Regions from separate parts of the Homo sapiens genome. Here region 1 is linked to region 2. A link is a contact called in ENCODE Hi-C or POLR2A ChIA-PET data. All regions are on one chromosome and are shown on one strand. The core of a region is the stretch at or near the end of the contact, and the rest is flanking DNA. Distances in the headings are between cores, read along the strand shown.

Region 1 (4,017 bases), core at 1,090-3,589, 56 kb after region 2:
CATCTGTTCCTTAGTGAGGAACCAGTAGATGTTTTCCTCAGAACACTTTCTAGGTCATTTTTAACTGGCTGCATATATTTATGCTGAGGTTAAGGTAGAATGAACTGTATCTAATTCTCATTCTAGAACATGAATTCAGAAATTCTCCCGAAATGCTTTTGTCAATCTATTTAGATCTTACATTAAAATGCTATTTAATTAAAGACATATGTTTGGACTTGGAAAGCCAAATCTGACTATAATAAACAATGTTCTGATCACCAAATGGGCAAAAACAAATAAGCAGATCCCCTGCATCATCATGATCATGATCATCATCATCATCATCATCACCAGAACAATAATAATAGCAGATAACCCTTACTGGGCACATAAACCCTTATTCGCCGTATGACAGAAACTACACTAAGCATTTTACGTGCATCACTTCATTTAATTCTGAAAGATGAGGAAGTAGAAAGTGGGATTCAAACTCAAGTTTGTCTGCTGCCAAAATCCACATTTAACCATAACAATAAAGTAACCAAACCAGGCTTTTCTTTTTTCTATCTGATGCTGCTAATATTACACTTTCACAGTGGTTTCTACATTCATACTCGTAACAAGCCAGTGAAGGAAGAATTATCCCCATCTTACAGACGAGCCTCGAAGATGTGAATAATATTCACAGATGATGTACTGATTAAGTGGTAGAACCAGTACATGGTCTTCCTTCCTTATCCTCTAAAGCCCAGGCTTTTTCCATGCAGTATCTTGTCATGCAAGCCATTTCTCACTTGACTATCAGGCGAACAAGGAAGGTAAGGAATTGTCCCCTGGGATCAACATGGAACTTTTCCCTCTCTGCCTCTTTTTCCCATCCCTGGAAAAAAAAGCAGTTCTGTGCCCTTCACTATTCATTGCTCACCTTCATTATCTTCAGGCAATTTTTTTATCTTGATGATTTTTTTTTCTTTTCCATTTTCTTATCAAGGGTTTGCACACAGGCTATAACTGTGTCACTCAAGATGACAGCCACTTTGGAAGTTTTCCATGCATTAGCACACTATTTAGAGAATAATCAACAGGCCCCAAGAAAAGCATAAATTTTAGCCAAAGCCATTGTTGGAATAGGGAGTTTCCAAGAAGTCAGAGAACTTTTTCAGAAATTCTCTAGTCCTTTTTGAAAGCAGGCTAGAGCAAAGAGATAAATGCCTTCCCTTCTTTCTACTAAATATTGGAAAAGATACTATTTTCCAAGTCTCCTTCCCCAGCTGAAACAGTACTAGCCAGTACCAAGTGAGGAAGAAGTAAGTCCTGCATCTCTCTCTGTAATGTAACATGATATAAAAAAGAAAGATGTACAAAATGTAAAATGTTGCCAAAAAAGTTAAAATCTCAACAAAATGATAGATATCTCAAAAATGCACGTTATCAGTATCTCTTACAAAAACTTTTTGAAATTCCCTAATGCAGGACTATTAGGTTTCCCTCACTTCCCCTGAGTATCATGAGCTCTTTCCCACCTAAGTACCAAAAGACCAACTCATCTCTTGCTAACCATAAGCCAGTTCTCAGAGGAGATCTTGCACTATACTTGTGCATTAAAAAAAAAAGGCCATGATTTTCAGGGGCTAAAGACCTAGGATATGGTGGTGGTCACCGAACTTCTAGTTGGTAAGCACTTCCCTCCTTTCTTCCATAGTAAGCAGAACAGTCTTATTTTAAATTCTGCGGCTATGGTATTACTTTGCACAGTAAGTCAAGCTCAGAAGAGCATCTTAAAAAACTAAGTGGTGCCCCTACTTCTGGCAATGGCAGACTAGGTTATTTGAGTCCAAATCTTTCTCTAAAAACGGTGGAACAATCTAAACAAAATATTTTAAAAATCTGTTTGGAGGCATAGTAAAACTGCTATGATTATAAAAATTTTAGGGAACGGTAAGAATAAAATGGAGAAATACAAGAGGTTAGCTTAGCATTTGAGGCTTCCCTAGAGTTAAGTGCCAATTCTAAATGTAAAAGCAATGGTAGAGAGGCTGAGAAACTGAGTGACGTTTTCAGAAACCACAGAGCTAGAGTGACAAAAAATAAAGTTCATGGTCTTCCAAGAAGAAGGGATTCAGTAAACCCCAAAGGCTTTTGGTTGGTACCGCAAAAGACTGAAACTCTGGAGAAAATGTCAACAAGAAATAGATAATGCTCACAGAGACATACCTGAAACTGGGCAATTTACAGAAGAAAGAGTTTTAATTGGACTTACAGTTCCAAGTGGCTGGGGAAGCCTCACAATTCTGGCAGAAGGCAAGGAGGAGCAAGTCCTGTGTTACATGGATGGCAGCAGGCGAAGAGAGAATGAGGAAGGCACAAAAGCGGAAACCCCTAATAAAACCATCAGATCTCATGAGACTTACTCACTACCACAAGAACAGTATGTGGGAAACTGCCCCCATGATTCAATTATCTCCCACCGGGTCCCTCCCACAACACATGGGAATTATGGGAGTACAATTCAAATTAGATTTGGGTGGGGACAAAGAGGCGAATCATATCAACATGTATATCAAAATATCGTGTTGTACACCTTAAATATATACAATAAAAAATAAATTTTAAAAAACATCCTGGCCCGGCACGGTGGCTCACGCCTGTAATCCCAGCACTTTGGGAGACCGAGGTGGGCGGATCACGAGGTCAGGAGATGGAGACCATCCTGGCTAACGTGGTGAAACCCCTTCTCTACTAAAAATACAAAAACTTAGCCGGGCGTGGTGGCGGGCGCCTATAGTCCCAGCTACTCGGGAGGCTGGGGCAGGAGAATGGCGTGAACCTGGGAGGCGGAGCTTGCAGTGAGCTGAGATCGCACCACTGCACTCCAGCCTGGGTGACAGAGCGAGACTCCATCTCAAAAAAAAAAAAAAAAAGATCCTGACATTAGAGTTATCCCACACAGATTTTAAAATAATTATTTTAATAAACGTAAAGGTTAAATATCAAAATAGAAAAATTTTGGCAGAAAAACTATCAAAAGGAATTAAATGGAAATTCTAGAATTAAAAATTCCAATAATTGAAATGAAGAATTTAATGGATATATTTAGCAGCATATTATAGATAGATGAGAGGGAATTGGTGAACTAAAAGAAAATATAGTTGACTCTTCATATCCATGGGTTCTGCATTCATACAGTCAACCAACCACAGATTGAAAATATTCAAAACAAAACTGCATCTATACTGAACATGTACAGACTTTTCTTCTTGTTAGTACATCCTAAACAATGCAGAGTAACAAGTATTTGCATTACATTTACAATGTCTTACGTATTATAAGTAATCTAGAGATAATATAAAGTACACAGGAGGACAATCCCAAAATAGCAGTCAAGTTATATGCAAATGTGACACCATTTCAACTCAGAGGCTTGAGCATCTATGAATTTTGGTATCCAGAGAAGGTCCTAGAACCAATCCCGCATGGATACTGGGACAACTACATACAGAAGGAAGCATAAAAAGACAAAAAAAATAAGTAAAGAGCAAATGAAAGGGGAAAATATGTGGATAAATTTAAATCAAAATTGAATTAATGGAACAATAATAATATCTTATAATGCTTTAAATATATAGAGAATTATATAATAGTACATAAGAAAGGAGGAGGGTTTAAAGTGTTACATTGGCCAGAAAGTGACGAAAAAGAAAAGGATTTTTTTCTTTATCTCCAGGGTAACCACTTTAAAAGTATATAATGAATGAGTAAATAAAAGAAAAAATAAAAAATAATTTCAAAGAAGGAAATAAAAGAGAAAGAGGAACAGAGAATGAGTGTATTAGTCTGTTCTCACACTGCTATAAAGAACTGCCCAAGACTGCATGGTTGGGGAGGCCTTAGGAAACTTACAATCATGGCAGAAGGGGAAGCAGACACGTCAATTTTCACATGATGGCAGGAAGGACAAGTGCCAAGCAAAGAGGGAAAAGCCCCTTTTAAAACCATCAGATCTCATGAGAACTCATTCACTATTACAAGAGCAGT
Region 2 (3,781 bases), core at 405-2,904:
TCCTAGTCCTCTGTTTCTAAACTTTTTCCCAGTTACAAAGGCTGGAGTAGAAACTTTTCACAGCTTCCCTGGTACTTTTCTGTTCCCCTGCTTCATGCCTGCTACATATGATTACATGGATGTTCCTCCATACTTAGGCCTCCCTCAGAGAACCTGGGTTTGGGGAATGTGGAATTCTAGCAAGTAGTATAAATTTTCTGAATGTCCTGCCAAGTGAGCTTGGAAAGCCAGGGCGGAGGCCTCGCCTTCAGAAAGGCTGCCTAAGAACCTCATTCCCTGTGGTCCACTTGGGGGTGATGTGTGTCCAGCTCCACCCGCTAAGTCATGTTTTTTAGTAACAGTGCAGATCCATAAGTGACAGAAAATACCAGGTTGCCGTTTTCTCATTTCCCAGAGCCATCAAACCACCTCTTACACATTACTATTCTTAAACATCCTCAAATTAAAATTATCCTTAGAATTTGAGAGTCACACATACATAAAAGTGTGGACAAGTACAGAAAATAAGTCCATCCTTCGAGTGCCTTCTATGTCAGTGAATGGCACCAGTCTCCATCTGGATGTACAACTCAGAATCCAAGGAGTCTTCTCAGCACCTCCCTCTCCTGCAGCCCCCATAATACAAAAGACTGTCAATCCACCCTCTTAAAGAACTCACCAGTTCTCCCTCCCACTTCTCTCCTTCTCCACTGCTGCCTCCCCACCCTCAAACTGCCATTGCCCCTTCTCTGGGCCCCTGTAGTGGCCTCTAAATTTGTCTGCTGGCATCTTCTCCTACCCCCTTCCAATCTGTTCACCATTCCACAAATAGAACAGAATAGTCTTTTAAAAATACAATTCTCATTATGTATTTCCTGTCCTTAAATTCCTTCTGTGTCTTCCTACCTATTTCAGTCAGAATAAAAACTCAAATTTTAATGTGGTCCACAAGCCCCTACAAGGCTCTTCAAGGCCCTGCAAGGCCCCAGGCCTTGTATTGCCCCTGGCTGCACCTCACTTGCTGGGTTCCACCAGTCTAGCCTTCTCTCAGTGCCTTCTCTGAGCCTCCCTTCTGTCATTTTCACACCCTTGCCTACTTAACAGCTGCTGCGGTTTAGTGGTTACTAATACAGACTCTGCAGTCAGACTGACAGGCTTTGAGTCTCCAGCTGTATAGTACCCTCCTCTTTTTTTTTTTTTAACTGTGTAGTCTTAGACAATTGGCAAAAGCTAACTGTATCTCAGTCTCCTCATCTGTGAAATGGAGGCAATAACAGAACCTTTAGCTAGAGGAATAAATAATTCAGCATTCACAGAGCACTTAGTGTGTGCTCAAAAATATTAGTTATTGTAATAACCCATCCTTCAGTTCTCAGCCCAAGCACTTCCTCAGGGAGGTCATCCTGGTAGGCCCTCCCTGAGCCAGGTCAGGGATCCCCCAGGTGTGCTTATAGCTTCCTGCCCCTTTCTTTCACAGCACATAGCATAGTGTGGTTCTGTCTGCCCTCTGCTCTAGGCCATAAGCCCCTTCAGGGCAGAAACACTGCCTGTTTGCTCTCCGGTACATCCCCAGAGCCTGCCCCGTTTCTAAAAATAAACATTCCCTTTTCTGGTGCAGTTGGGAGGGTGTGGATACAGGGTATGGCACATGCTTTCTGTCACCATATATGGAGGTGGAAAGTTGGGAGGCAACAGAAGACATCCGAGATGTGTCCTGGGGAGGCCTCCTTGTGGCTGATAAACACAGTAGGAATGGTCTGCCCAGTTCTAGTGAGCCCTGGGAGAGGCATTAAATCAGCCCCAGGAATGTCCCCCAGATTGCTGTGCAAATCCATCTGGTGTCTCCTCACCTAGCCTGCAGGCTTCAGAGTGGGACCCCAGAATTGCATCAGTGTTCCACTCATGGCAGGCAGCCCTTGCCCACCTACAGTAACTCCCGGCCTTTAGAAGACATACCTGGCACATCCAGCCTGGCTACAGAGTTATGCTGTTTTGATTTCCACGTCTCCACTACAGAGCACATCCACCAAGCATCAATACTCCTCTGCATCTGAACCAGAGAAGGGCTGCAGTGATGCCTCTGTTATACACTGGGAGGACTGAATTCAAGTCACAGCATTGCCATTAATTCTCTGTGTGACCTTTACTGGTCATTTCAACTCCATTATTCATTTTACTTCTTTGTAAAATGAAACATTGAAACAGATGACTTAGCTCCATCACAGAGTACTAGGCTACCCCTCAGAGAACCTTCTCCCCAGGACCCACCACAATGATCTCAGTTCTCAGTAACATGGGATCCTACTCAGCACACACACGTGATCAGACTAAGGGTGGACACCTCACCCAAGCTGGTTCTTCACTCACAGAGACAGTTCTATGGTGTTGAGTATCATAGCTATAGGTTAAGAGAATCCAGGGCCAGACTGGTGCCCATACCAGGCAGAACCTCACAGTAGCTGAGTTTGGGGAGGTTAACTACAGGCCCTAGAGAAGGAACAGGTCTACCAAGAGAAGACTGGAGCAGAGGCAGGCACATGGCACCAGACAAAGAGAAAGAAGTCACCCAATGACCTTCAGTCTCTGTGAAGCCCAGTTGTAATTCTTCTACAATTGGGTGTCTGGAAATTCCCCTCCATCTCTTCACTTAAGGGGAGTTTAGATGGTTTCTATTCTTGGGAACCAAATGATTGCTGACTAAGGCATCTTCTCATATTGGATGTCAATTCAACAAAACCTCAACCAGTAAGACTGCGATGATCATGACAGCTTTAACCTTCCCAAAGACCTCTGTCTTCACTTACAGTATTTTAAAGCCAAACAGCCAAGGAAAATTGATGCTCTAGGAAGGGTTTTCATTGGCAAAATGAGGAAATCAAGACCCAGAGAGGGAAACAGACTCAGTCAAGGTCACTTAGTGAGTTGGTGACAGTCAAGGTGAAAGCAAAGCTCTGCCCACTCATTCCAGAGAACCTCTCCTGCTGTGCATCAGGGCCTCCTCTTTACCCTGGGCCCACTCTTCCCCTGGCCAGGGCTATTACAAAGTCAGAGCTGTCTGCAGATTTCTGTATGGAACAGTATTTGTCCCTGGTCTGTTACGTGTTCTGGAGAGTAACAAGATGGAGACCATGGGGATGCTGGAGTTGTGGGTGTGGACGTGGACACCACACCACCTGCAAGGGAAAGTTTTGCAGACACCGAACTGCGGAACAAGATAATAGCCACACAGGCCAGAAAGCACAGCTGTGCCTCCAGGCATGGCCTGGGGAATACCCACAGGTGAGGAGATTCCTCCCTGATGTGGAAAGGGGATTCACATTGACCAGCCTGAGACTGCTGCACTGGACTCCAGCTGAAGGAGATCCCCCTGGGACTATGGGCTGCACTGGAGAGGGGAGCCCAGCTGGGAAATCACCAGAAACACCCACCTGAAAATCAGAGCCTGGAGAGGGTGGTGAGGCAATTTCTCAATAATTATCCAAAGACCTTTTGTTCTATTAAATACAGCCTCGAGAGAAAAATAAAAGATAGGACTTTTTCAAGATGCCATTCCTATGAGCAAAAAGTCATGTATTTGGAGCAGATATAGATACACTACAATAAAACATATCATTTTGAACCATTGTTATCTCTGTAGTCTCACTATCAGGCACAGGCGTGGCACAGAGCAGGTTCTTTACAAATGAGTGCTTATCTGAGCCTAGAACTAGTTTAACTTTAAGCACTCCTATTATCCCATTTTATAGATGAGAAACTGAGACTTTACAATCTGAGATCACACAGTTAATACGTGTAGTCTGCA

What was found. Hi-C counts contacts between places; a loop is a spot of excess contacts on that map. ChIA-PET counts read pairs that join two places held with the same protein, here RNA polymerase II (POLR2A). Pooled maps may share reads with other maps.
Region 1: a pooled map shows a loop between it and region 2 (2.1-fold over the local background). The contact joins the promoter of LINC02752 here to the enhancer-like site in region 2. A Hi-C loop is called at or near these places in 1 of 50 pooled maps. POLR2A ChIA-PET finds 5 or more read pairs at or near these places in 2 of 52 experiments (OCI-LY7 and activated T-cell).

The regions. Positions count from the first base shown.
Region 1 is chr11:11,113,707-11,117,723 of GRCh38, reverse strand. It overlaps LINC02752 (long intergenic non-protein coding RNA 2752), which reads right to left and starts at 2,339. Exons shown (of 8, transcript NR_187402.1): 1 at 2,243-2,339.
Region 2 is chr11:11,169,369-11,173,149 of GRCh38, reverse strand. The region is part of intron 5 of LINC02752 (long intergenic non-protein coding RNA 2752); the gene reads right to left. Among named protein-coding and RNA genes, the nearest start is that of LINC02752, 56 kb to the right of the region's middle. Within about 2 kb of position 1,654, at least 4 of the 41 ENCODE cell types and tissues checked have a DNase peak (open chromatin) inside an H3K27ac peak, as active enhancers do; they include OCI-LY7, where a contact is called at or near this core.